2 separate regions of the Homo sapiens genome follow, and region 1 is linked to region 2. Evidence: chromatin loops called from intact Hi-C (ENCODE). Cell type or tissue: ascending aorta. All regions are shown on one strand. Each heading gives the region's core, and the rest is flanking DNA. Links, peaks and the distances in the headings are about the cores only. Region 1 holds the start of LOC105371394 (a long non-coding RNA gene). Region 2 has its middle 110 kb from the start of C16orf95.

Region 1 (13,847 bases), core at 5,848-13,847, 77 kb before region 2:
ACTTCTCATTTTGTGTTGTGATTCTGAACAAAACTTTTAAATATATTTTAATGTATGTTTTTATAAACTATTGGTGGTATGTACCAATATTATTTCAGGGTATATTTAGTTTGTTCTGAACTCAGAACAATTAGAATAAGGTAACTTAGTTGATTTCTTTGGATTGATCTAAGTTTATGAGAGTCTCAACTTCATTTAAATTTTTTTTTCTTTTTTTTTTTTTTCAGATGGAGTCTCTCTCTGTTGCCCAGGTTGGAGTGCAGTGGCACCATCTCAGATCACTGCAACCTCCGCCTCCTGAGCTCAAGCGATTCTCCTACCTCAGCCTCTTCAGTAGCTGGGATTACAGGCATGGGCCACCACGCCTGGCTAATTTTTGTATTTTTAGTAGAGACAGAGTTTCACCATATTGGCCAGGCTGGTCTTCAACTCCTGACCTCATGTAATCTGCCCTCCTCAGCCTCCCAAAGTGCTGGGATTACAGGAGTGAGCCACTGTGTCTGGCCTAAATTCATTTTTCATTATAAATTTTCAAAATTCATCATTTATTTTGGGCAGGTGCAATATTAAATAATAATGGGAATGTGTGTGATGTCTAAAGTGATTTGATTTTGTGACTACTGCGGTGCTCAGCTGAACACAACTCCTGATTTGGAAGACAGACTTCTCGTTCCTGCTGCTGAGGATTCTTCTTTACCAGTTTTAACAGGAATGAGTGTTTATGTGAACATCTCTTGAGGTAATCTGATTATCCATCAATTATGTAAATAAGCATTCTAAAATTGAGCCATCCCCAAGTTACACACACTCTGGTGATAGTGAATTGTTATTATTTCGGTACTTATAATTCTGCAAAAATAAGTCAAAATGTTGCATTGTGAGTCCTCGTACTAGGTAAATTGGACTGCAGTTTCTGTTGTAGCATCACACAGCTGATACCGCTGGCTTGTGTTTCCTCAGAACACCTCGTCCTGTGCACGCTGACAGTTCTCTACCACGAGCACATGCAATCCTCTGCCAGAACTGCTGGCAAAGGTGCATGGGAGGGCACGCAGGGGCAGGTGGGGACTGTTGGGCTGGTCAGGGCTCCAGGACAGCCTGCAACCGAGGAAGAATAGAGGGAGGGGTGGGAGAGTACCACGACCACGCAGCTTCCTCAGCCCCCAGGTGGAAAACTTTCTACGCCATCCCCCCAGCGGCCCCCAGCAGGTTTGAGCCCCAGTTGCCCATAATAACCTGCTCACGGACATGCCCAGCACTGGCTTTTGGCCCTTTCCTGCTTCTCGTTCCCAGCTTCCTATCAGCACTTCCTGTGGGGCCCTTCCGGATGAAGCCCTTACATCAAAATCCTTGTCTCAGGGTCCGCTCTTGTGGGGACCTGAAGTAAGACACTTCATTTCAAAATAGATGGGTGTCTAAAGAACACAGCTCTGGAATCAGACAGACCTAAGATTAAATGCGAATTCTTCCAATGCTGGCTGTGTGATCTCAAACAAGGCACCTACACTTTAGTTTTTTCATCTGTAAAATAGGGATAATACTGGAACCAACTTATAAAATTCTTACAAGGACGTAGTAAGCTAATGCCCACGTCACTTTTCAAAATTCTTGGCATACAGCAAAGCACTTAAAATGCTCAATGTTACTGTCATTACCACCATTAAATTTCAGAATCAAGTTACATTCCTTGTACAACTTAAAAAATCAAACTTTTTTTTTTTTTTCCTGAGACAGAGTCTCGCTCTGGAGTGCTGGAGTGCAGTGGTGCGATCTTGGCTCACTGCAACCTCCACCTCCCAGGTTCAAGTGATTCTCCTGCCTCAGCCTCCCGAGTAGCTGGGATTACAGGCGCACACCACCACACCTGGCTAATTTTTTTATTTTTAGTAGAGATGGGGTTTCACCATGTTGGTCTGGCTGGTCTCATACTCCTGACCGCGTGATCCTCCTGCCTCAGCCTCCCAAAGTGCTGAGATTACAGGTGTGAGCCACCGTGCCAGGCCAAAAAATCAAACTTAAAAAATATATATGGTCACTCTTTTGTTCTTTGAGTGTTAAATTCATCAGTGTTTCCATTTAAAACCAATAACAATTTGGGGAGGTAGTTCTTGGGAACTCTGATTGTACCAATAAGAGAAAAAATGCTGAAACAATGGTTGAAAAGATCCCATTTCATGTCTCTGTTCTGTTACAGAGACCCACACTGTGGAAGATACTTACAAGACTGGGTTATATTTCTGGAAGAGCAAATTCATCTCTTGTCTCTCCAGAAGACTGACTTATTCCCCCACATTTATCCCAGACAAGAAAATGACTCAGTATTTCATTCAAGCTAAATTTGAGCAGAACTAAGTTCCTTTTCAGGAACCCTCCCCAGCTTCTCTGATGAGCACTTGTCATGTTTGGAGGTTAGTCAGCTTGTCCTGCCTCCTTTGTTTTTTGGCATAAGGGAAAGCCTATAAACCTACTGAACATTTTTTTCCTTTTTTATGTCTTTCATGTGTTACTTTCCGATCAAAAACGTGATTTGTCCATTTAGAAACTGCCCACCTGAAGCAAATAAAAACTTACAACACTGGACATCTTTGATGCAGCCCCAGATAAATGGTAGGCGGCCTGCCTGGGAGTGGGGAACGGGTGTCTTGTTTGAAAAATGGAACCGCCGTGTTGCTTGAAAAAGAGGTTTCCTCTTTTTTCTTTTCCTATTTTTTACAGTTGTGCTGGGATTTCTTGGAGAGCAGGTATCCTGGGAGTATACAGCAGCCTTGTCTCCAAGGAAAGACATGCAGGAAGCACTGAGAGGTTAGTTGTTAAGGGTCTGGGCTCAGATTTAGGCTCCTCCAGCTCAGAGATGACAGAGCCGTGTGACCTTGGACATGTTACTCTCCCTCTCCATGCCTTGGTTTTCTCCTCTGCACAGTAGAGGAAGGAACAGACGCTGGCTCACAGAGCCATGGAGATGTTTAAGTGAGGTACTGCTCGTGAACCGCCCCCGGGCTTGGCCTCAAGAAGCTGTAACTGCTGTGACCTTTTAGGTCAGACCGATCAATGCTTTGGGACAGTGAGACCGTCACTCTCCGGCTTAGTGGTAACATGAATTTATACTACACGTTTTGGCTGTTGCATGAGTTCTTTCTCTCTGCAATAATGTGGAGTGTCTATCAGTTAGTAGGCATTCCGGTGCAAGGATGAAGGATGGCTTAGATGATAAAACATAAGCGTCATATCGGAATTTTAAAAGCCAGTAAATAGGTGCTTCTGGGGTTGGCTTGGCACCAAAATCGTGCCATCCTTACCCAGGTCCTTTCTGTCTTTCTGCTCTGCTGTTCTCAACTATTCTCCCCTGGATTATCACCTCATGGTCCCAAGGTGGCTACTGCACCACCAGCCACCTCAACTATTTTCAATGGCAGGAAGTGGAGCAGGGCTGGGATAGCAAAAAAGGACCTATTTGCATGAGCCCCCACATGGCTTCCTTTCCTTTATACAGGAAGAAAGTTCTTCCCTGAAAGCCACTGCTGACTCCCCCTTGAGTTATTGACCAGAACAGGGTCACTAGGCACCCTGGCTGCGAGGAAGCCTGAGAATGCACGTATCTGGCTCACCCCATCTTTGCAGCTGGAGAAAGGTGTTGACCGGGGCTTTGGTGTTGGTAACCAACAGTTTCTGCCCCAGGGTGTTGGACCATAATGAAAAACTGGGGCTCTCTAGCCCCACGCATGGAATGAACTGAGAGTTGGGAGAAGTGAGGCACGACCAGGCGTCCTGATTTCCCCACCAGGGTCTGGCCTTCCTGCCAACTTCAGACACAAGTCTGAGCAAGCACCTCCCCTCTCAGCCTCCCCTGCACAATGAGAGGCTTAGAGCAACCTCCTAAAGAAACAACAAAAGGGCCAGGTCACTGCTATTTTTAACAACATAAGAAAACAGAATTAAGGTTGTTGGGGAGTGAATTATTGATTTATCACATTAATTACTGAAAGAGTGAGTGTGGGAAGACTTTCAAGAAGGAGGGATTCACTGGGAGCTGGGTGGGTGGGGCGTCGGGGGATAAAGAATGCTCTTGATCCTAAAGGGCTCTGAGCTGTGTTGGAGGCTGGGCTGGTCTGAGACCTTCAAGGGAGGTGGGAATGCCTAGCACGAAGGGACCAGGACAAGGGTGGAGGGGAGAAAACCCAGTGTTTATCTGGAGGTCCATAAAGAGACAGCTCTTACCTAAAGCAATGTTTCCACCCCATGTTCTGCCAAACACTGGTCCCCCAGGATGCTATATGAAGGACAGGGTTGCATGATCCTTTACATTAGGAAACACCATATGTTCTAGCCCAAAGCAGCCAATAAAAATGCAATGTGAGCCACATAAATAATTTTAAATGTTATAGTAGACGTGTTAAAAATGTAAGGAGAGGCCAGGCGGGGTGGCTCACACCTGTAATCCCAGCACTTTGGGAGGCCGAGGCGGGCAAATCACAAGGTCAAGAGATCGAGACCATCCTGGCCAACATGGTGAAACCCTGTCTCTACTAAAAATACAAAAATCAGCTGGGTGTGGTGTCGGGCGCCTGTAATCCTAGCTACTCAGGAGGCTGAGGCAGGAGAATCACTTGAACCCGGGAGGCGGAGGTTGCAGCGAGCCGAGATCGCGCCACTGCACTCCAGCCTGGCAACAGAGCCAGACTCCTTCTCAAAAAACAAAACAAAACAAAACAAAAAGTAAGAAGAAACCAAGGAATTTATTTGTTTAGCCCAATGTACCTTCAATATTGTCATTTCATTATGTAATCAATATAAATGAGATTTTTTCACTCTTTCATACTACAGCTTCAAAATCCAGCATGTACTCACACCTAAGGGACATCTCAGTTCAGATCAGCCCAACATTGGAAGCTGTGGCCCTAACTCCTCGTGGAGGTAGACAAGCAACAGCCCCTCTATTTCATCTTTTTTCTTTCTTTTTTCCCGGCACTTTTTGCTCAAGAAGCTAGTGTTGCAGAGAGCTGGGGTAGGGCCTCCCAGCAAGCATGCAGCTTCCCGGGCAGAGAGAGCAGACTGGTACCTCAGAGGGGCTGAAGCCAGGCATCTGTGATCTTAGCTTAGGCCAGCCTGCTGCCAGGGTGGAATTTCTTTGAAGTCTTCTGTTTTATCCTAAAAACTTATGGAGATTTTACATCTTACTCCAAAGAATACCCATGTTTGTTTGAGTATTGGAAATGTTTTAGATTACTTGGCGTCTAGGAAAAATCAAAGCTTAGCGTGTTTACGTTGTGGCTCCCCCTGCCCGTTCCGTCTCCCCTTGGGGCTGTGCGCCTCCCAATTTAAGATGCACAGGATTACCTGGTCTCCACGCTTCCTTCCAGCTCTGGGTGCCCATGACTTTTTAAAGAAATTAAACCAAATGGTCCATTTGCATTTAGGCAATCCATGAGCCTATGTGGAGTTTTGTTTGTTTATTTCTATGTTTGTTATGGGATTCCCCAGCCTTAACCATTCTAACGTGGGATAACCCCCACCCCATTAACCATTCTAATGTGGGATAACTCACTAGCTAGGAGCCTTAGACAGCAGATCTTCCGACCGCTCCCTTTTCACAGCCAGTAACTCTTCCCATTGTGCTGAAAACAACCTATAGCTCTGACTAAAACTCCCCAGAAATACCCCCAGATGTGTCCCTAGAAAATCCTTCCTCCTGGAAAAGGCATGGTCCTCACTGAAATTACTTTTGAACAACCAATACTTAGACAGAGATCCCCAATATGATTATAATGTCTAATCTTCTTTAGAGGCAATATATTACCACTAATTAACGTGGTAAATGTTATACTTAATGTAAAATTTTTCATATAAATAAACATTTTAATAAATACAAATATACTTATATTCATTATATAATTTGTTCTATATAACGATTACATAAAATTAATAAAAATATCATATATAAAATGTGTCACCTAAATAAAATATAAAATTCTACAGATATATATGATTGATATGGGAGCTTTATGATAAATATAATTGTGTAATATATATGTTTATAAATGAACAAATATATTATAAATTATATTTTAAATTATTTTAAAGATTATTATCAATAAGAGTGCCACTAAGTATCTTCAGCTTAAAGGGTCCAGGAGGTCTGAGATGCACACAGAGGCTCCTAGGCAGCATGCGGTGGTTTGAGTCCCAGCAGGAGGCTTCTGAAGACTGCAGTGGACCTGAACATCCCCCAGAGACACTGGACGCTTCTGAGGCAGGCAGTAGCTTTGGTGGCCATTTGCATTTTCTAAAGAGGGCCACCACAACATATCCCAGGCCGCATGCTGTTTTTAGGATGTGACCCTGATGCTCCCCCAGTCAAGTGGTGAGGAACCCGTGCCCAGGTTCAAGAGGAAGTTTGTGACTGTCTCAACCAGTAAGGTACAGCAGAAATGACTGCCAACACTAGACCATAGAAATGCCACCAGTGTCCACCCTGTGTGCTTAGAACTCTGCCTCCATGGTGGGAGGAAGCCCAAGCAGCCACGAGGCAGACCGCGTGCAAAGGTTCCAGATGAGAGACCCTAATGAAGGTTCCAGTTAACAAGCAGCCTCAACACCAGACATATGAGTAAACACACTTTCAGCAAATTCCAGAACCCCACCATCAACTCACCTCTAAGCTTGGAGCCCCCGCAGCTAACACCACACAAGACACAGATGAGCTGTGCCTGCAGATCCCTGCCCAAAGTACGGTTCACGAGCAGAAAATGAAAGAATGTTGTTGTTCCCATCCCCTAAGTCTGAGTGGTTTGTGACTCACTGGTAAATGACAAGGTCGCAGCGTCCGCAGCAGCCCTGAGAGCCTGGCGAGTGTGAGTCCCAGCCAGGCCTGCCAGGCTTGCTGCGTGATCTCAGGCTGCTTGGCCCCATAAGCCCCTGGTTCCCTGTCGGTTAGACAGCCAGGATGCAAACTTCCATGCACCTTACAGAGTTGTCATGAAGGTGGAATGAGATGCCATGGGGATGTTTCATTTCACCAGCATCGCTACTGTCGCTAGTCAGCACATGGGGCAAAACCCATTGAAAGCCAATTAAATCACGCCCCAAACCAAGCCCTGGGACCTTCCCAGCAAGCCAGAGCAGCTGGTTCTCACTATCACGTGGGGATAGACCGTTCCTTCCTCACATAAGCACAAGCAGTGGCCAGAAAAGGCGCAAGAAAAATGCACCTCTCCAGGGGTGAGACTCTCACCTCCTTGAGAAAGATGCTCACTAGGCGGGCTGAGCTCACCAGGACCCACTGAGAGAGCAGCAGCTTCTCACATGCACACCACACACTCACGCAACACACAACACATACACGACACACACATGCAACACACCACATACACAACACACACACCACAAACCCAGCACACATCACATACACAACACACACGCACACAACACACCACATACACAACACACACTCACACACACCACATACACAACACACACTCACACACACCACATACACAACACACACACCACACAAACAGCACACACCACATACACAACACACACGTGCAACACACATCACATACACAACACATACACACAACACGCGCAACACACAACACACGCACACATGCAGTGCACACATAACACACACAACACACTCGTGCATGCAACATACATGCCACACACACCACATACACAACACACACACCACACAAACAGCACACACCACATACACAACACACACGTGCAACACACATCACATACACAACACATACACACAACACGCGCAACACACAACACACACACATGCAGCGCACACATAACACACACAACACATGCATGAAACATATACACATGCCACACACACCACATACACAACACACACACAAGGAACTCATGCAACACACACCACATATACAACACACATTCACATACGCAACACACATGCCACACACACACGCAGCACATACTCTCACATGCAACATACATACCACACACACCACATACACAACACACGCACGCAGCACACACACTCATATAACACAGACCACATACACAACACTCACACATGCAGCACACACGCATGCAATGCACACACCACAATGACACACACCACACACACAAGCACACCACACACATCACATACACATGCAACACACACACATATATGCACAGCACACACAACATGCCACACATACATACCACACACTCGCACACATGACACAATACACACAACACACTGCATATACAACACACATTCACACACAGAACACACACTCCACACAGTCACATACACAACACGCACACCGCACTCACCCCCATGCCACCCATGCAGTGCTGAGCGTGTGCAGTTGAATTTGCGGATGCTGAGGTCCCATGCATCTGAGTGGCATCAGTAAGCGCAGCCCGTGGTCAGCAAAGCCTCCCGTGCTGAGGCGAGGCAAGCCATGGCTGTGTGCACCACGCGGCGGCTACAGAAACTTTCGTGAGTCTCACTGCCCCGTGTGGCCCGGGATCCCACAGGGCTGCTAATGACATACAACATAAGCACTGATTTAACGTTCTAAAAGCTAACAGATTCTGAATTCTGAAACGGATCTGGCCTCCAGGGTCTCCGATAAGGTATTCAGGTAAGGTGCCTGTGGGACAGAGTGTCCCAATTTCGGACAATTGAAAACACTAAGGCCAGCTAACAAACCATCAAGGCCGAGCTGTGGTTTCACGTGCTTATCTCACCATTCCCCACGCACCCCGAGGCCGGCAAGCCGTGCAGTGGAGAAGCCGTGCAGCCTCCGGCCGTGCCCTGCTGGCTGCCTGCTTAGGGTCAGCAGGGCGATGGCCTTGCAGGGGCCAAATGCACCTCCAGCCTTGGCACGGTCGTGTTCCCCAGTGCCAGCGTGCCCTCCCTCGCTGCAGCCGGCATCAGGCTCTGCATTAAACACCAGATTAGAGCTGTTTGTCACAGGATTTACAGGGATTTTCCCCCATGGCGAGAGATCCTGCCTTTCCCCAGGACATAGAATACAGCTGTCAGGGGCTCCCTCCAGCCATATGGGCACAGCTGGGGCTTAGGTGGGGTTCAGAGAGGATGGGAGCAGGGAAGGCTCGAAACCTCGTCGGAATAAGGCAGCTGCCCCTCTGCCGAGGAGGAGGAGCCAGGCCCCCCATCCAGACATATCTCCTGCACTTTGAAACCCTGGAGAACCTGGCCACTTTGCCGCTGAAGCGCTGTGCCCTGGGCAGACATTACCAAGAGCTCAGAGCGCAGGTCTCCATCACATGCATCTGGTTTGAATCCCAGCCCTGCTCCCGACTCTGGGGCTTGGAACCAGGCATGAAAACTTTTTGAGCCTCAGTTTTCTTGTCTATGAGGTGGGATGTTGACAATTGGATGCATGTCCTGGAACTGTTTTGATGCTGAGACACATATAACAAACTCAGTCACCAAAAGACTTTGCATAAGAAAGCTCGTAGCACCTTTATCCAGAGCACCCAGAAAATGAAAACAGTCCACATGTGCATCAACCGGTAGGGGCACAGTGACCTGGACACGTTCACAGAATGGAATTCTGCCCAGCAAAGGAAAAGAGCAAGCCCCTGCCATCCCCCAGCCATACAGAGGGACCACCCAGACGTCGCAAGTGAAAGAAGCCCACACGAAATGGATCATGCTGTTAAGAGTCCGTGGATATAAAGCTGAGGATGAAAGTTAGCTGCAAGAGGCCACTGGCTGAGAGGGAGGAGCAGGGAGCCCAAGGGCACTGGGAGTGGGCTGTGTTGCCACCTGGGCATGGTCATGCCAGGACACGTGGGATAACTCACTGAGCCACACTTAACGTGAGTGCTGAGCTACTCCTCAAGAAAAAAGAAAGTCCTGGCAGGTAGTGAGGACTCAGAAGATGGGAGCTTCTAACTTGCCTGCCCCTGGTCCTTGTAGGTGGCCCTCTGCGCCGGCCTGTCAGTCTTTAACCAGCAAACAAACAAGCGCCTGTGAAGGCCCTAGTGATTTTATGCCCCTGGGGATTTGTCGCTTTTCTCTTAAGTTGGGATTTTTCTGTTTGATTCCGTTGTGCCTCTCTGGTTTCGTTATTTTTTTCTTTTGGGAGAAAAAGCAAAGTTGGGGAGTGGGAGGGCAGTGCAGAGAGGAGAGCGGGAGAATTGGGCTGGGGCCAAAGTAACCAGCTGCTTTCCAAGACAAGCCTGTCAGCCTCGCTCCCTGGAATTTCCTCTGCGTGTGCTCGTGGGCTCAATTTTTCCATAAAGTCCCACGTTCCGGCAGGGGACCCAGCAGCCTCCCCAAAGGCCGCTCCGTCGTGGTCAAGGACTGGCTAAGTGGCTGCCTCCCGTTGCAAGACCCCCGGAAGAACCTGGAAATGGTCCTCAGACATGGTGGACTGCGGCTTTAATTTGTACTGGGAATGGGTAGATCCCAGCTCAGCTCAGAGTGAGGCCTGGAACCTTCCCTCCCTTCAGGCCAAAACGCCTCCCCATGGATTCTTTAAACACCACCGTGTTTATCTAGAAGGCCGGCAGGCAGAGGCTCTGCTGAGGCTGACGTTTTGAGTGAACTTGCTTCTCACCTCCCAAGCAGGGGGCTCTCTCTCCCTTCTCCAGAGGTGGGCTTGGCAGGGGGAAGGCGAGAGCCTGGGGGGACCCTGGACTTGCTGCACGGGCGGCCCCAGCCCCAGCTCACTGGCCATCCGGGGAGGGGCACAGCCATCAGGACACGGCCAGCTGGGGCTGGGCTCACTAGGATGCGGGTGGAAGCCCTGGGCCTCCTCTGCTTCAGCCTGGCCGTGCAGCCCAGCCTTGAAACATCCTGTCACAGCATGCTGTAAGCAGGGCATCCAGACCCTTTCTTGCCACTCCATTAGTGCTGAGCCTGGTGATCGTAGTCAGACCTCCAGACCACCAGGTCAGGCCAGGTCCCCACCCCATCACACCTGCATCCCCACCACTGGGCAGCTGCGAGGGCTCCACCTGGCCAGCTGAGCGTTGACGGCTGAATCCTAATGTTACCAACAGGAGACCAGGTGATGTGTGCCTCCTTCACCCAAATGGAAGCTCCCCACAGCACTCCCAGCCTCTGCTTCTCAAGGGCTCCTGGAAACCCCTTCCTTCCTGTTCTGGGGCTTCAGGGCAGGAGGCTGCACAGACTAACTCTCACCGCTCAACTCTGGGTGCGTTGCCGTCATTGGACCATGTGAGACCCTTGCCCGGGGAGGCTTCACAAAGGCCCCTCTCTCCCTGGCCCTGCTCCCAGCCCTGACGGGCAGTATCTTATCCTGCCTCACAAGTTTCCACAGATGTAAAGGTGTTCTTGTGCTATGTTGTGCATATGGATTGCTTAAAACATCTTATTGAGGATAATATTCATACCGAAAAGTACTGGACTCAAAGAGTTGTCACCAACGGAACACAGCCAGAAAATCAGCACCTGGATTGGAAGACCAAGTCTACCCAGCTTCTGAGAACCCCACTGGGGCCCCTTCCACACCCTGCTTCACCAAACAAAGAGGGCTTTTTATTTATCATTTCTTGCCCTGTTTTCCCACTAAGCATCTTGTGGGTCCTGCTGGGGGGCTCTGTGCATATCAGACCTGTAGTTTCCAATTTGGGTGAAGATGCATCTTGTTCCATAACTTGCCTCCCTGGCCCTTCCCCATTCACCACTCCCCCAAGGGGTCACACACACAGCACTCCCACACCGCACCACATCCTCACCCGTGTCCCCTTACGAACATGGGGAGGACGTCTTAAAATGTATACAGGGAAAGGGTGCACCTATAGTTCCAGGTACTTGGGAAACTGAGGCAGGAGGACCACTTGAGCCTGGGAGTTCGAGGCTCTACATCACTATGATCTCGCCTGTGAATAGCCACTGCACACCAGCCTGGGAAACAAAGCGGGATCCCATCTGTTTAAAAATATATATGTAAATGTGCACAGGGAGCAAAATTGCTGCTGGGTATATTAACTTCCCATTGGTGCTGCAACAAATTATCACTGACTTAGTGGCTTAAAACAACACAAATTTAGTACCACCCCATTTATTCTGAAGGTCAGAATTCCAAAATGACATTTCTTGCTGGGCAAAAATCAGGGAGTCAGCAGGGCTGGCTCCTTCCAGAGGCCCCAGGAGAGAAGCTGTCCTCTTGCCTTCTGTAGCTCCTGGAGGCCGCCCACATGTCTTGGCTTGTGGCCCCATCATTCCAACCTCTGTTTCTATTCTCCCCTCTCCTTTCATGCAAAGTCTCCTGCCCGGTTCTCATAAGGACCCTTGTGATGACACTGGGACCACCCTGATGATCCAGGATACTCTTCCCAACTCAAACTCCTTAACTTAATCACATCTGCAAAGCACCTTCTGCCACGTGGAGTAACATGTTCATAGATTCTGGGCATTAGTGGGTGTCTTTGGGGTAGAGCTGGGAACACTATAGTGCCAACCACATTAGCTGTGCATTGGCCTCATCAGAACCAGCTTGAGATTCAAAAGGTTTGCTCCAGTTCATGCTCCAGCCAGCAGAGCATCAAAGTTCCTATTTCCCCACGTCTCCACTTCCTTCCATTCAGCCAAAGTGCCTTCCCTCCACATCCAAGACCAGGGCCTCCTCCTTCCTGATTCTGACTTGGAGGACAATTCCCTGCGAGACAAAGGGCCCTCCAAAGACACATCTCTTAAAACATGATAAAACAGAACATCCGGTGCTGGTGCAGCTGTGATGAAAACGGCAGCCTCACACCCAACCCACGAGAACACAAAGCAAATTGGCAACAAGTTCCCAGAGCCTTGACAATACTCAGATTTTTGATTCTATAATTTGTTCTGGCTGACTCTCCTAAAAACATCACAGGGGAGGTGCTGGATAAATAGCCCTTCAGCTGAATTGAGCAGGACCTGGAGGCAGCACATGGGGTGGAAGAAGGGGAGAGTTAGAGGTGAGCTCTGGGTATGACTCACACGCCCTTAGGGAAAATAGCCTGTAACAGCCTGCAGGAAAGCTAGCAAGTCCCCGGCTGAGGAGGGGCATTCCTTCCTGTCTGGTGTGTGGCCGCCCTGTCCTCCCCACTCACCCCCATCAGAACCTGCACCCCCCAGCTCCCCTCTTCCTGCCTTGTGTAAGGGTCACTGGTCACTGCTGCTACTTTCCAGCAGAGCAAATCAGAAACACTGCCAGAGGGAGAGGGAGAGAGGAACCGGAGCCAGAGAACAAGACAGAGCGCAAAGGAAAGAGAACCAGCTCCACGGCGATTTAAAAGAAAAAGACCCGCGCTGAAGGCAGGGAGCTCAGGCCTTCCTAGAGGTAGGTGGGTAGTGCCATCCAAGTGGTATGCCTCAAGTCAGGGTGGGAACCATGTAAGCCTCAGTTCTCACTTCTCCCCAGTCTTCACCTCTACTTTTTGCAAGAGGTTGTTGACCACGTGCCCTGGGCAGCTTCAAGACTGGTGGCTCACGCCTGTCATCCCAGCACTCTGGGAGGCCGAGGCGGGCGGATCACATGAGGCCAGGAGATTGAGACCAGCCTGGCCAACATGGTGAAACCTCATCTCTACCAAAAATACAAAAAATAGCCAGGCGTGGTGGCATGCACCTGTAATCCCAGCTACTCAGGAGGCTGAGGCACGAGAATCACTTGAACCCAGGAGGCAGAGGTTGCAGTGAGCTGAGATTGTGCCACGGCACTCCAGCCTGGGCAACAGAGTGAGACTCCACCTCAAAAGAAAAAAATAAAAAAGACTTGCACATATGGAGTCACCCTGAATAGTCCAGTGCCCAGGCCTGGCACCACTGACCAGGGCAGCATACAGATTCTCCTCTGCTTACAATGGGGTCACATCCCGATACACCCATCATACATAAAAACTAT
Region 2 (15,190 bases), core at 3,510-11,509:
CAGACCTGGCCTCACAGAGCGAGGTCGCACCTGCAGCCATGAGGCCGGGCGCTGGGCCTGACAGCCGTCCGGGCTCAGCAGGTGCAGGGTGTGGGCCTGCAGCCTGAATTCCAAGAGTTTGGACACAGTGAATCCTGAGCTTGGACACAGTGAGTCAGCCTCTGCCCTGACCCCAAGCCTGCTGGGCAGGTCTACGCCAAGTCCAACCAGGCGTGGAAGGAGAGACCCCACAGCACTATGTCTGGGCCTCTACATGATCTCGTGGCTCCTGCATGATCACAAAAATAACCTAGAATGTGTGAGCTTGGCTTCAGCCATCCTCTTTATAGCCTGTAAGAGAGGCTGCCATTCATATCTGCCTCTGTGAGGCATAGGCAGGGGAGAGTAGCCAGGAAGAGCCCCATTCTTCCTCAGAGCCCTGCCAACAAGACAGAGGAGCCAAGAGAGCCACCAGCATGAGGTGGACCATTAGCTGAGCAAAATCCACTGAGTCCGGGGGCTCCTTATCAGCCAAGCCCCTCTCTTCCCCTTCCTCCAACCCACAACCCTTCCTTTGTGGAACGGCCCCTCCTCCCTTGTGGTGGGGGGTTGCCAATCATAGGAGTTCACCCTCTGGCCATTATGATTGGCCAAAGAATAGCATGTGACTCAAGCTAGACCAATCATGTTATTCCCTGGGATTTTTCTATGTGGATCTAGGGGAAAAAAAACTCCTGTGGGATAGCTGTCCTGAGAGAAGGGAACCAATACACAAAAACAGAAAGGGAAGACAGAGACAGGGTCCTGATAGGGCTGCAGTCTCCAGCTCTGGGCGCCTCTAAGCCACCTCCCCACCTGCCCTTCCCATGAGCTGAGGCAGTGCCCTGCTTCCCTTATGCTGTCTTGAAGAAATTCTGACCATGTGCATTTCTTGAGCACTTACAAGATGTCAAGCACTGTCCTGGGTGGTGCACATGGATTAATGCAATTGACCCCGCAAAAGCCCTCCTGTGAGGAAACACTATTTATGTCCCCATTTTATAGCTGATGAAACAAAGCATGCAGAGTTTGCATTCATCAGGGTTCTCCAGAGAAACAGAAGCAGTATATACGTATTATAAGGATTGGCTCATGCCACGATGGAGGCTGGGGAGTCCCGCAATCTGCTGTCTGCAGGCTGGAGGTCCAGGAAAGCCTGGTGGTGGTGCTGTAGTTGGAAGTCGGTCCAGTTGTAGTTGGTCCAGGTGGTGTGGTGGGAAGGCTGAGAGCTGGACAGCCAAGGGCATAGATTCCAGTCCAGATCTGAAGATCTGAGAACCAGGAGTGCTGAGGCAGGAGATGGATGTCCTGGTTCAAGCAGCCAGGCAGACAGCAAACCCCACTCTCCCCTGCCTTTTTGTTCTATTCAGGCCCTCAACGGATTGAATGGCACCCACCTACACTGGGGAGGGCCACCTGCTTTCCTCAGTCCACCAATTCAAATGTTGGCCTCTTCCAGTAATCCCCTCACAGACACATCTGGAAATCATGTTTAAGCAGCTACCTGGGCATACTTTCACCCAGTCAAGTTGACATTAAATTAATCAGCACAAAGGTGAACAGCTCACACCAGGGCACAAAGCTCACAAGAACAAGTAGGCAGGCCAGGCGCAGTGGCTCACACCTATAATCCCAGCACTTTGGAAAGCCAAGGCAGACAGATCACTTGAGCCCAGGAGTTTGAGACCAGCCTGACCAACATGGTGAAACCCTATCTCTACTAGAAATATAAAAAGTAGCCAGGAGTGGTGGCACATGCCTGTAATCCCAATTGCTTCAGAGGCTGAGGCATGAGAATCACCTGAACCTGGGAGACAAAGGTTGCAGTTACCCAAGATTGTGCCACTGCACTCCAGCTTGGGAGACAAAGTGAGACTGTCTCAAAAAAAAAAAAAAAGAAAAGAAAGAAAAGAAAAAGAAGAAAAAGAACCAGTAAGCAGAGCCAGGGTTTGAAGCCAGGCCTCTCTGCTGCCTTGTGTTCTGCACTTCAGGAGAGCCTCGAAGGTGGGAGCCACTACTGCCAACCCACAGCCAGAGCCACCTCTTCCTGAGCCTGGATGTAAAGTGTGGCCACATGACCTGCTCTGGCCAAGCAAATGGGAATGGAAGTGACATGTGCCCCCTGGGCAGAAGCATCCTGTGGCTGGAACCTCTGCTCTTTAGCTCTCCCTTGCCCAGCCCAGAGGAAGTGCGTGCTGACATGGAGGTGCCTCTAGATCAAAGCCACCTGGACGCTGAGCACATTTATAGGCGGTAGCTGTCCTGGTGAGCATTTGTTGACTATATCTCTGTGATATAGTCACAGATATATATATATCTGCCCACAGTTGACTATATCTCTGTGAGAAATCAGCATTGGCTGCACTGTGACCCTGATACGTGGGACTGTTTCTCACTGCCACAGAGCCCAGCCCATTCTGAACAACGAAGCTGTTTGTGTGACTTGCAAATGAAGAGTCTTGCCTGAGCCCCACGGGCCAGCATGAACTCTCACCGCTTTTCAATCAACTGAATGCCTCATCCTGTTTGCTTTTGCCGATTACATTGGTATAGTAAGACAGGCTTCCTCCTGGCCAGTCAGGGTGCTTGGCGGCGTCTGTACTGCAGGACCCATACGAGAGCATCCCCAGGGTTTTACCTCTCCCAGCCCATTGGCAACAGATGCAGTGACAGTGATGCCTGGAGACAAAGCCTGGATCACAGGCTCAATCTCTGACAGATCGCAGCCCCTCGGGAAGCCCATGGACTGTTCAGCGGGTGCTATTTCTGCTTGAAAATTACTTCTCAAAACCTTGCAATAAAAATGACCAAAGATGACCACGGGGCAGTGCAGGGGGCACCTTGAAACTGACGAGATAAAATACAGGGGTATTTGACCATGTGGGACCCGCAAACACCACAGAGTATCTAATAATTTCAACAAGCGATAGTCTCTAAAAACAACAACAGCACCACCCAGGCTGGGTGTGGGGGCTCACACCTGTAGTCCCATTGGGCGGCTGAGGCAGGAGAATCACTTGAGCCCAGGACGTCAAGGCTGCAGTGAGCAGTGATTGCACCACTGCATGCCAGCCTAAGCAAGAGAGCAAGACCTGCTTCAAAACCAAATGACAACAACAACAACAAAACACCCACAACAACAAAAAAACCCACAACAACAAAAAAAAACCCACAACAAAAAAACACCCACAATAACAACAAAACACCCACAACCACCAAAAAACACCCACAACAAAAACACCCACAAAAAAAAACACCCACAAGAACAAAAGAACACCCACAACAATAAAAAACCAACAACAAAAAACACCCACGAGAACAACAAAAGAACACCCACAACAACAAAAAAACCCACAACAACAAAAAAACCCACAACAACAACAAAAACACCCAGAACAACAACAACAACAAAACACCCACACCATTTTGGTTGCATCGTGAGGGAGTCTCAGGCACTAGGTCTCGCCCTCAGACTCCCACTATTGAATGTTCTTTCTTGGGCTCATTTTCAGTAATAAACAGTCTCAGAGCTCCAGAGCAGCCCGCCCAGCCTTCCCAGCATGAACACGCATCTTCCTAAACAACGCTGCGGGTCAGTAGTAAGATACTTACTAAGTGCACACTACGTATTGGGCACTGTGCTCAGCCTCAGGGACCCGTCAGCGAATGGAGACCCAGCCCTCAACTCCCAGTCTCATGAGGGAACAGACACAAAAGGCACATCTGCAAATGGCCAGGACAGGCCTTGGGTAGCCCTGCTCAGGACTGGAACTGTGGCCCTCGGGCGCACTGCCCAGGCGGGGGTCCTTGAGCCAGAATGATCAGCCAAAGAGAAGTCTGAGCTGCAACTTAAATGAGAAAGGCAGTGTTGAGGATGCACTTACCACAGCCAGAGCTGAGACAGAGAGGAAGACTCGGAGGGGACACTAGAGCCATCTGTGATTGAGGGGCAGTCCCATCCACTCTACATCCCCTCCATCCCCCAGTGCTGGGTCTGGGCTAGGACAGACATGGAAGAAGGCCATCAGGTGTGGCCACTAAGAGTTCACGTGCTGGGTCAGACACACACAAGTGCTACTCTGACCTGTCACCTCTCCACGCAGTGTTCTCAGCCAAGAAACCTCCCCTAACCACAGACTCCTCACCTGTAAAGTGGAGAGAATGATCACATTTGCCCCCAGATCTTTGCTCTCCTGAGCATTTACCCCAGAGAAGTTCAAACTGAGGTTCACGCAAAATCTGTAAACAAATGTTCATACCAACTCTGCTTGTAATAGCCGAGAGGTAGAACAAGCCCACTTGCTCTTCAACAGGTGAAGGTATGAACTGTGGTTCATCTGCACTGTGGGGTGCTACTGGGCAAGAAAAAGGAACAAAAGAAAAAAGAAGGAGCTAATGACACACAGGACAACTTGGGAGGACCTCCAGGAAACTATGATAAATGAAAAAAGACAATCTCAAAAGGTTACTCTATGATTCCATCTATGTAACATTTTTGAAATGTTACATAAAACATTTAATAACATTTAAAGTGTTACGTAACATTTTAGAAATAGAACACAGATACGTGGTTGCCAGGGGTCAGGGAGAGGGGTGGGAGATGGGATGGGAGGAAGGTGGGTTGTTCCCCTCTTTGTGTCCATGTGCATTCAATGTTTAGCCCCTACTCATAAGTGAGAATATGCAGTATTTGGTTTTCTGTTCCCGCATTGATTTGCTTAGGATAGTGGCCTCCAGCTCCACCCATATTGCTGCAAATGACATGATCTCATTCTTTTTTTTATGGCTGTGTCCTATTCCATGGTGTGTATGTACCACATTTCCTTTATCCAGTCTACCATTCACGGGCATTTAGGTTGATTCGGTCTCTTTGCTATGGACTACACCCATTTTAAGGAGGTGCAGACTGAAGCCACACAGCTCATAAGCAGCAGTGTCCAGCTGGACCTGAGCTCTCCGATTCCAAAGCCTGTACATTTTTCAGGAGCCTCATGAGGCTGAGCCACGTCACACTGGCAGCCCACACTCTGGAATGAGTCAGTCCCCAGGGAGCAGAACAGCATCCGTCTTAACTGTTTGTGGAGGTGAGGCCAGATGAATTTCTCATGCTACTTTTTTTTTTCTTTTTCTTTTTTCACTCTCTTTTTTTTTTTTTTTGAGACAAAGTCTTGCTCTGTTGCCATCTCGGCTCACTGCAACCTCTGCCTCCTGGGTTGCAATGATTCTTCTGTCTCAGCCTCCCAAGTAGCTGGGATTACAGGCTCATGTCACCACATCCAACTAATTTTTGTTTTTTTGGTATAGATGCGGTTTCACCATGTTGGCCAGGCTGGTCTCAAACTCCTGACCTCATGATCCACCCGTCTCGGCCTCCCAAAGTGCTGGGATTATAGGCGTGAGCCACCGGTCCCGGCTCTCATGCTACTTTTAAAAGCTCCTGGCCCCTCAAAACCCATCAGAACCACCCTACCACCCACCTCTGACCTCCAAGCTCCTGCCCCTGCCTGTGTTCTGTTCCCTCACACCCTGTTGCTGGCACTGCCATACCCCTAGTGACTTTTATTCTCCAAGCACACTCAGTTTCATGTAAAACCATGGATTGTAACAGGCACTCCACTCTGTGTTTTATCCTCGCTTCCTTCTTTGGGGAAACTGCCCCTCCCAGCTCCAGCCTTGGGGCACCCACACACCTCAGCACATGATTGGCCCAAAGGGTAGGCATGTGATCTAGGCCAGTCCAATGAGAGTCAGCCCTGGGATTTTCCATCATAGAACAGGACAGACATTCTCTGTCCCTTCCTTGTTTTTACGCAGTAAGTTGGTTAAGATTTTCCTGGATTTTTTTGTATGCTGAGTAATTTTGATTTGTATCCTGGAATTTGGGAGAAATATGAGGAAAATGCTGCAAGGATGAGAGCTCAGAGTGTTCCCTGGCCATAGGCACCCCACCTTATGAAGAAAGCCTCAATGCAACGGAGGGAACAGAATGACAATTCAGAGAGAGGTGGACACCTGTGATGGAGGGGGGAGATGAGGACATGACAGCATTTGCGTTTCCAGATTTAGACTTCCCTGGAACCAGCCATTCCTACGTTTTCCCCGGTTCAGTTAAGTGAGTAAATTAACATTGTTTTACTTAAGCTTTGAATTTAGCAGGCTTCCACCTGCAGCCATAACTGTCCCAACTAAAACAGTGAAGAAGCCATCAGAAGGGCCTGGGATGGAGGATGAGGTGGAGTCAACACTCTCCACCCTCTTCTCCACCGAATGCAGCTGGGATGTCCGACAAGAATGCATGGAGCAGCTGTGTGAGGACTCTGAACTGTAGACCCAGCAGGCAGACTAGAAAAAAAAATTCAGTTTCACTGAACTAGAGCTGAGTCTCCCATTATTTCCCCCAGTATCCCCAGCCTAGACTCAAAGTGACCTCAAAATGAACACAGGTGCCAGGGTCAGAGAAAGAGCGCTTCAGGAGAGGGAAGGGGGACAATGAGGCAAATCTCAGTTTTCTTTTTATTTTCTTCTGTTCTGTTGCACCCCAGTTCTCCAACAATTCCGTGGCTTTACTAATGACAGTGACTACTGCATGGCCCATGGGCTCCTGAAACTCAGAGTGGGCAGAACCTTCCTCTCTGATAAGAAAAATCTGTGTTTCCACGAGATCAGAGTGGACCCCAGGTGTGTGTTCTCTCTCTCTCTCTCTCTCTCTCCCCCTCCCCCTCCCCCTCCCCCTCCCCCCCCCCCTCTCTCTCTCTCTCTCTCTCTCTCTCTCTCTCTCTCTGCTCCCACCTCCTAGTCCCGGACTTGGCCACAGTTATGAGAAGTATGTGGCAAAACAGAATAACTGACAGCTCAGCTTTCTGACTGCACAACCCCAAAAGGAAGCCCCAGGGAGCCTGAAAAATGCCAGGGAGATTGCAGAGAGGGCAGAGATCAGGAAAGAGACAGTTTAAAGTTGTTCATGAATCCTGGGCTCACCCTTAAACTGCACAGGCACGCATTTGACCCTACACAGCAGACCCAAGACATTGAGAACGGAACTCGAGGATAAACCGTCGCCAGGCCCAGGCCTGGCCACTGGGTGGCGCACGCACAGGACAGCTCTGAAGAGCACTGCCCTGCTTTGACGACTGAGTGGCCACTGGGAGCACAGCTCGCAGAGGCTGCTCGGAACCTGTTGCCTGAATCCAACCACCTTGATTGACCACTGAAACCAAACTATCAGCATCCTCCATGGCATTTAAACAAGACCTAGAGCCTCCTAATATAGGATGCAAAATTCCAGGATACAGACCAAAATTACTCAGCATATGAAAATACAGGAAAATCTTAACTTGTACAAGTAAAGATAAGGAACAAATCCCAACAGCAAGATGACACCAGTGTTACAATGATCAGAAAAAGCCAGGCATGGTGGCTCCCGCCTGTAATCCCAGCACTTTGGGAGGCCGAGGTGGGCAGATCACTTGAGGTCAGGAGTATGAGACCAGCCTGGCCAATATGGTGAAACTCTGTCTCTACTAGAAATACAAAAATTAGACAGACATGGTGGCAGGCACCTGTAATCCCAGCTACTCGGGAGGCTGAGGCAGAAGAATAGTTTGAACCCAGGAAGCGGAGGTTGCAGTGAGCCGAGATCACACCACTGCACTCCAGCCTGGGCAACAGAGTGAGACTACGTCTCGAAAAAACAAAAATAAAAATAAAATAATAAAATAATAATAATAATAATAATAATAATAAGGAAGTATCAGAAAAGTCTTCGAAGCAGTTATTATAGAAATACTCCAAGAAGCAAGAGCAAACACTGGTAAAGCAAATGGAAAGATAGAAAGTGTAAGTAAAGAAAGAGAAGATATACAGAAAAACCAAACTGAACTGTTAGAACTAAACAATATGATAATCAAAATTTTAAAAGTCACCAGATGGGCTCAATAACAAAATCAAGATAACAGAGCAATGAGTCATTAAATGTGAGGATAAATTAATAGAAATCGTCCAACCTGAATAACAAAGGGAAAAAGAAGCAAAATTTTAAAACCAGAAAAAAAACAAATGAACAGAGACTGAAGCACCTGTACCAGACGCCTGACGTCCACATCACAGGAATTCTAGATGGAGAAAAAAGAGAATGCAGGGTAGAAAAACATCAGAGGAAAGAAATGTCTCGAATTTGTCAAAAAGCAAAACCTCCAAATTCAAAAAGTTCAGTGAATCCCATAAAAGGGTATACTCAAAGAAACCCATGCCTAGACACATCAGAGTCAAAATGCTGAAAGCAAAGACCAAGAAACAATCCTGAAAGCAGCCAAAGAAAAACAATGTAACAGGAAAATAATGAAGCAAAAATTGATAGGACCAAAAGAAGAAACAGACAAATGATCAATTATAGTTGGAGACTTCAATCTTATTCTCTAGGTAATTCAGAGAACAAATAGGAAGTCAGCAAAGATAAAAATGAACAGAATGGCCCCATCAAGCAACTGGATGTCATTTACATTTACACCACACCAACAACAGCAAAAAAGGAAGAAAAAGAAAAACCTTCTCTTTGAGTACACATAGAACATTCACAAAGGCTGGGCATGGTAGCCCACACCTGTAATTCCAATACTTTTTTTCTTTTGAGACAAAGGCGATAAGGTCTTGTTCTGTCACTCAGGCTGGAGTGCAGTGGCGCAATCTCGGCTCACTGCAGCCTCGACCTCTGGGCTGAAGCAATCATCCTGCCTCAGCCTCCCAAGTAGCTGGGACTACAAGCACACACCAACACATTTGGCTAGTTTTTAAATGTTTTGTAGAGATAGGGGCCTCAGGATTACAGGTGTGAATTACCACACCCAGCCTAATCTCAGTACTTTAGGAGGCCAAGGCAGGAGGATCACTTGAGGCCAGGAGTTTGAGACCAGCCTGGGCAATATAGTGAGATCCTGTCTCTACAAAAAATTTAAAAGTTAGCCAGGTGTGGTAGTGCTTGCTTGTGGTCCCAGCTACTCAGGGGGCTGAAGCAGGAGGGTAGCTTAAGCCCAGGAGATTGAGGCTGCAGTGAGCTATGATCGCACCACTGCACTCCAGCCTGGGCAACAGAGCAAGACCTTATCTCTAAAAAACAAACAAACAAACAAACAAAATTACAAAGCTGTTTTTCTAGTTCATAACACAAAACCTCAACTAATTAAAAAAAATTAAAGTAATTTAAGAGAATTACAGTTGTAATAATACAAAGTATGGTCTCTGATAATAATGAAATTAAAACAGAAGTCAGTTACAGAAAAATAACAAAAAAATTTCCAAAACCTTGGAAACTAAACAAAACACTTCTAAATTATTCATGGGTCAAACAGAAACTCTGGAGGGAAGTTAGAAAATATTTTTAATTGAATGAGGGTGAAACTACAAGATATAAAATTTGTGGAATTCAGCTAAAGCAAGTGCTGGCAGACAAATTTATATCATCAAATGCTTACATTAGAAAAGAAGAAAGGACTTAGCCTGATCATCTGAGCTTCCACCTTCAGAAATTATAAATAGCAGAAATTATAAATAGCAGAGCAAAATCAGCCAGTCGAGCCAAAGGAAATCAATAAGAAAAGCAGAAACCGATGAGATTGAAAAGAGAAAAATAATAGAGAAAAATCAATGAAACAAAAAGCTGACTCAAAATAATTAATAAAATTCTAGCAAGAGTGGCAAGGAAAAATAGAAGCATATATTATCAGTATTAGAAATTCAAGAAAGTATTCAATGAGACCCTCAGACACTAAAGGGGTAATAAGGGAATACTACTGTGCTAGTCCATTCTTGCATTGCTATGAAAGAAATATGTGAGACTGGGTAATTTATAAAGAAAAGAAGTTTAGGCCAGGTGCAGTGGCTCACACCTGTAATCCCAACACTTTGGGAGGCTGAGACGGGAGGACTGCCTGAGCTCAAGAGTTCAAGACCAGCCTGGCCAACACGGTGAAACCCCGTCTCTATTAAAAATACAAAAATTAGCCAGGCATGGTGGCGGGCACCTGTAGTCCCAGCTACTCAGGAGGCTGAGGCAGGAGAATCACTTGAGCCCGGGAAGCGGAGGTTGCAGTGAGCCGAGCTTGCACCGCTGCACTCTAGCCTGGGTGACAGAGCAAGACTCTGACTCAAAAAAAAAAAAAAAAAAAAAAAAAGTTGCCCAGGAAGGAGGTGGGGGGGAGAGTGAGAGAGAAGACAAAAGGGCACCAGGACACTTTGGAGGTGATGGCATGTTCACTGTCTGAACGGCTGTGATGGCTTCATAGGTGACTACATATGTCAAAGCACCAAACTGTATGATCTAAATATGTGCAGTTCATTATATGTCCATTATATGCAAAGACGTTTTTAAAAACTCAACAGGAAGAAAAATAACCCAATTCAAAATGGACAAGAGACTTTAACAGCTGCTTCATCAAGGAAGATACATGGATGATGAGTAAGAACATAAGAAGTCTCCCTCATTAGACGTCAGGGAATTGCAAATTAAGACCATGATGACACCCCATCGCACACTCACTAAAACAGTTAAAACGAAAAATGCAACAATGCCAAGTGCCAGTGAAGAAAGGAAGAAACAGGAACAGTCATATGCTGCTCACAGTGTAAAATGGTGCAGCCACATTAGAAAAGTTTGGCAGTTTTTTTTAAAGTTAAATATATACCTACCATAGGACCCGGCAATCTCGCTCCGAGGTATTTACCCAAGAGAAATAAAGACAAATGTTCACACACAAACCTGCACACAAATGTTTGTAGCAGCTTTATTCGAAATCACCCCACACTGGAAGGAACCCAAATGTCCTTCAACTGGTGAATGGATAAACAGAATGTCGTACGTCCAAACAATGAAATATTACTCAGAAAGAGAAGAAGGATGAATCAGTGTGAATTACACACAATGACCTGGCTGGATCAGAGGCCTTACGCTGAGTGGAAGAAGTGAGGCTCAAAAGGTTCCATACCCTTAGGGTTCCATTCATAAGGCATTCTGGAAGAGACAAAATTCTTGTGATGAAGAACTGATTAGTGGGCGCCAAGAGTGAGTGATGAGGGGAGGGTGGAACTTCACAGGGATGGCCCGAGGGAGTTTTTGGAGTGATGAAACCGCTTTGCGTCCTGACTGTGATGAGGGCTGCACAAATCTACACATGTGTTAACATGTACAACAAAAAGAAAGTCAATGTTCCTGTCATTTTTAAAACAAACAAAACAAAGTAAGCAGAAGAGAGTGATTAGCATCACAGCTCCCCGGCCCCCCGGCCCTCACCTTAAACCCAGTGCTGATGAACAGAAATGTCCCCCAAACCATGGGAGTCAGGCCCAGCAGATTGTAAAATGACTCTGCTGCACTGGCTGATGTCTGGGGAAAGGGGAGAGCTCCTCCCCTTGCAAACTGGAGAAAATTCGCATATTGGCTGGAAGTTGCATAACTATAATTCTCTTGCTCAGACAATTGGATCCTGAACCTCCAAATGAGGTAATAATTATACAGCCTGAGGAATCTGAACAGCATGGAGGAGAAACGCCAGCAAAAGCCAGCAGAGGAGAAGTTCTAACGGGACTGGGAAACGTGAGCCTGACCAGAGGTCTTGCGGCTGCTTTGTTTCTGAAGACTGCAAGTTCTCGGCCAGGGCACTGTTGAACCCTGCGGTGGTGGGGGTAGGGGTGGATGTCTGCTGCAAAGGGCAGACATTATAGATAAAATTCCACATTGTTTCTACCAGGCACCTCTGCCATCACCAGATGGTTCTTGACCCTGCAGAGCTGCCACACTCGTGGCAGGACAGTTTGCCCTCCTGGGCTCAGGGCCTAGATGCAGCAGCTCCTCCAGTCACTATGACAACCAAAACCATCCTGTGCATTTCCAAACAGCCCTTGGGTGGTACCACCCCCAATTAGTGACTGCTCAAGAGGTCAGGAAAAGAGAGTGACGCTTAAGTCAGAAGCAACTGCTTCCTCCACCCTGATGTGGAAGGGCGTCACCAAAGTCCTGGGGGACACTGTGAATGTACTAAATCCACCAAATTGAGTGCTTTAAAATGGCTAATTTTGTACACTTATATGAATGTCGCCTCAATTTTTAAAATACCTCCTCAGCAATTACATTTAGGAAACACCAACAAGGACAGAGAAAGACACAAACCAGGGGTCCCATCCTGCATGCTAGAAGGATGCATAAGCCCTGCAGGAACTTACATCCCCCAGCAAAAAGAGAAGGAGAAAGGGTGCAGAAAAAAAACTGACCCCCACCCAAAAAAGACACAGAATTTTCAACCAGATATGACTGAAGTCCTTGGAACAGAAAGATTTGGTCTCACAGCTCTGAGTGAAAATGGAACCTCAAGAGTTCAGTTTAATTATTTACCATTAAGGAAAAACACATTTGTGCACACCTGACTTAGAAACTGTGAGTCAAGGTGAAAGGCTCAGAGCAGATTGAATTTTGTTATAGGGATATAAAGAAATGTGACATTTTTTGTCAGTTAGAATGGTGATCATTAAAAAGTCAGGAAACAACAGATGCTGGAGAGGATGTGGAGAAATAGGAACGCTTTTACACTGTTGGTGGGAGTGTAAATTAGTTCAACCATTGTGGAAGACAGTGTGGTGATTCCTCAAGGATCTAGAACTAGAAATACCATTTGACCCAGCAATCCCATTACTGGGTATATACCCAAAGGATTATAAATCCATAAAGACATATGCACACGTATGTTTATTGCAGCACTGTTCACAATAGCAAAGACTTGGAACCAACCCAAATGCCCATCAGTGATAGACTGGATAAAGAAAATGTGGCACTTATATACCATGGACTACTATGCAGCCATAAAAAAGGATGAGTTCATGTCCTTTGCAGGGACATGGATGAAGCTGGAAATCATCATTCTCAGCAAACTAACACAAGAACAGAAAAGGAAGCACTGCATGTTCTCACTCATAAGTGGGAGCTGAACAATGAGAACACATGGACATCGCGGGGCAGGACTCATCACACACCGGGGCCTGTCGGGGGGTTGGGGCTTGGGGGAGGGATAGCATTAGGAGAAATACCTAATGTAGGTGATGGGTTTATGGGTGCAGCAAACCACCGTGGCACATGTCTGCCTATGTAACAAACCTGCACATTCTGCACATGTACCCCAGAACTGAAAGTATAATAAAATAAAATAAGATAAAATAAAATAAAATAAAATAAAGAAATTGTGAGTCAATATCTGTACTGCAAGCCTGGTTTCATTTCCATTGTATGAACAAGTCTTGGGAAAGCTAAACCACTTGTCCAGGAGTTACAGTTAATACCTCATACATGAACCTGGGCAACCTAATCCCAGAGCCCCAGCTCATACTCACTCCTTCTACCACCTCCCAGGTGAAGAGAGTTCACCTGAGCAAAGGAGCAGAGAATTAAAATACATGTATGTTTGCAGAAATATGCAAAACTTGCATCATGGAGATGATGATAGTGATTATGGTGATGGTGGTGACAGTGATGATGGTGATGATGATGACGGTATGATCATGGTGATGGTGATGATGGTGGTGATGGTGATGACAATGGTGATGATGGTGATGGTGATGACGGTGGTGTCACTGATGGTGATGATGGTGGTGATGATAGTGATGGTGATGATGATGGTGGTGATGGTGATGGTGCTGATGGTGGTGATGATAGTGATGGTGATGATGGTGGTAATGGTGATGGCAATGGTGATGGTGGTGATGGTGATGGTAATGATGGTGGCATCAGTAATGGTGGTGATGATAGTGATGGTGATGATAATGGTGATGATGGTGATGATGATGGTGATAATAGTGATGATGGTAATGGTGATGATGGTGATGATGGTGGCCATGTTAATGATGGTGATGATGGTAATGGTGGTGATGGTGGTCATGTTAATGATGGTGATGATGGTAATGGTGGTGATTGTGATAATGGTGATGCTGATGGTGGTGATGATGCTGGTGATGATGGTGATGGTGATAATGGTGATGGTGATAATGGTGATGGTGATGGTGATGATGATGATGGTGATGATGGTGATGGTGATAATGGTGGTGATGGTGATTATGATGGTGATGGTGATGGTGGTGATGGTGATGATAATGGTGATGATGGTGATGATGGTGGTGATGTTAGTGATGGTGATGTGGATGATGGTGATGGTGGTGGTGGTGGTGATGGTGATAATGGTGGTGATGGTGATGATGATGGTGCTGATGGTGATGGTGGTGATGGCAATGATGGTGACTATTTCGGTCTTCTCAGGCTGTCACAACAAAATACCATAGACAGGGTGGCTTAAAAAACAGAAATTTATTTCTCACAGTTCTTGAGGCTGGGAAGTTCAAGATCACAGTGCCAACATGGTTAGGTTCTGGTGAAGGCTATCTTCCTGACTTGTAGATGGCTACATCTCCCTGTGTCTTCACATGGCGAGGAGAAAGAAAAAGAGAGAGGGAGAGAGAAGGAGAGGCGGGGGGGAGGGAGGTGCAGAGAGAGAGAGAGAGAGAGACAGCACACGTACACTCTAGTGTTTCTTCCTATACTGACATTAAACCCATCATAGAGGCTCCACCCTCATGACCTCATCTAAACTTAATTACCTGTCAAAGGCCCCATCTCCAAATGCCATCACGTTGGACGTTAGGGCTTCAACATGCAAATTTGGGGTGGGGGCACATTCAGTCCATAATAGTGATGATGATGATGATGATGATGATGATTATAGAGACGGTGACAATATGCATGGGACAGGGTGGCCTTAATGATTTATTCAGGAAAAGTATTAAAAATGCTTTGTACAATTCTTGGCACTAAGCCCTCAGTGAATGCCAGCTATGATGACTGTTGTTTTCGCAATAAGATTCTGGTTTTAAATCTGACTAAGCAATTTCATGTATATTTATAAGCATCTCTCAATATGTGACCTGTATTAACTGAGACCCTTTAGTTTGTAAATAGCTGATTTATGCCAATTGGGGAAATTAACTGCTTCTCTTAACTAGAAGGTCTAGCTTCCATTAACATAGACTAAGAGGCTCAAACAATGTCTCCAAATCTTGGTCTCTCTCTGTCCCTTGATGGTTTTCTCTGAGCCAGTGTTGTTTTAAGTAGGCTCTCCCTGGGGGTGGTAAGGAGCTTCTGGCATCC

Evidence for each region. A loop is a pair of places that touch in the nucleus more often than their neighbours do. Peaks named below come from ENCODE experiments on the same cell type or tissue, not always from the same donor. Only the 100,000 strongest peaks of a DNase experiment are listed, where the experiment ranks them.
Region 1: it touches region 2 in a loop (4-fold over the local background); 3 of 110 quality-filtered maps call a loop at or near these places.

Annotation. Positions count from the first base shown.
Region 1 is chr16:87,116,985-87,130,831 of GRCh38, forward strand. LOC105371394 (a long non-coding RNA gene) reads left to right here and starts at 665. Exons shown (of 4, transcript XR_007065169.1): 1 at 665-739; 2 at 2,195-2,408; 3 at 2,540-2,607; 4 at 2,716-2,802. In ascending aorta, for the core only: no CTCF peak of the experiment used is centred there; DNase peaks (open chromatin) are centred at 10,207, 10,657 and 12,967; H3K4me3 peaks cover 2,383 bases; H3K27ac peaks cover 4,811 bases.
Region 2 is chr16:87,196,266-87,211,455 of GRCh38, forward strand. No RefSeq gene overlaps it. Among named protein-coding and RNA genes, the nearest start is that of C16orf95, 110 kb to the right of the region's middle. In ascending aorta, for the core only: a CTCF peak has its summit at 7,094 (motif pointing right); DNase peaks (open chromatin) are centred at 5,026, 7,096 and 11,341; H3K27ac peaks cover 3,617 bases.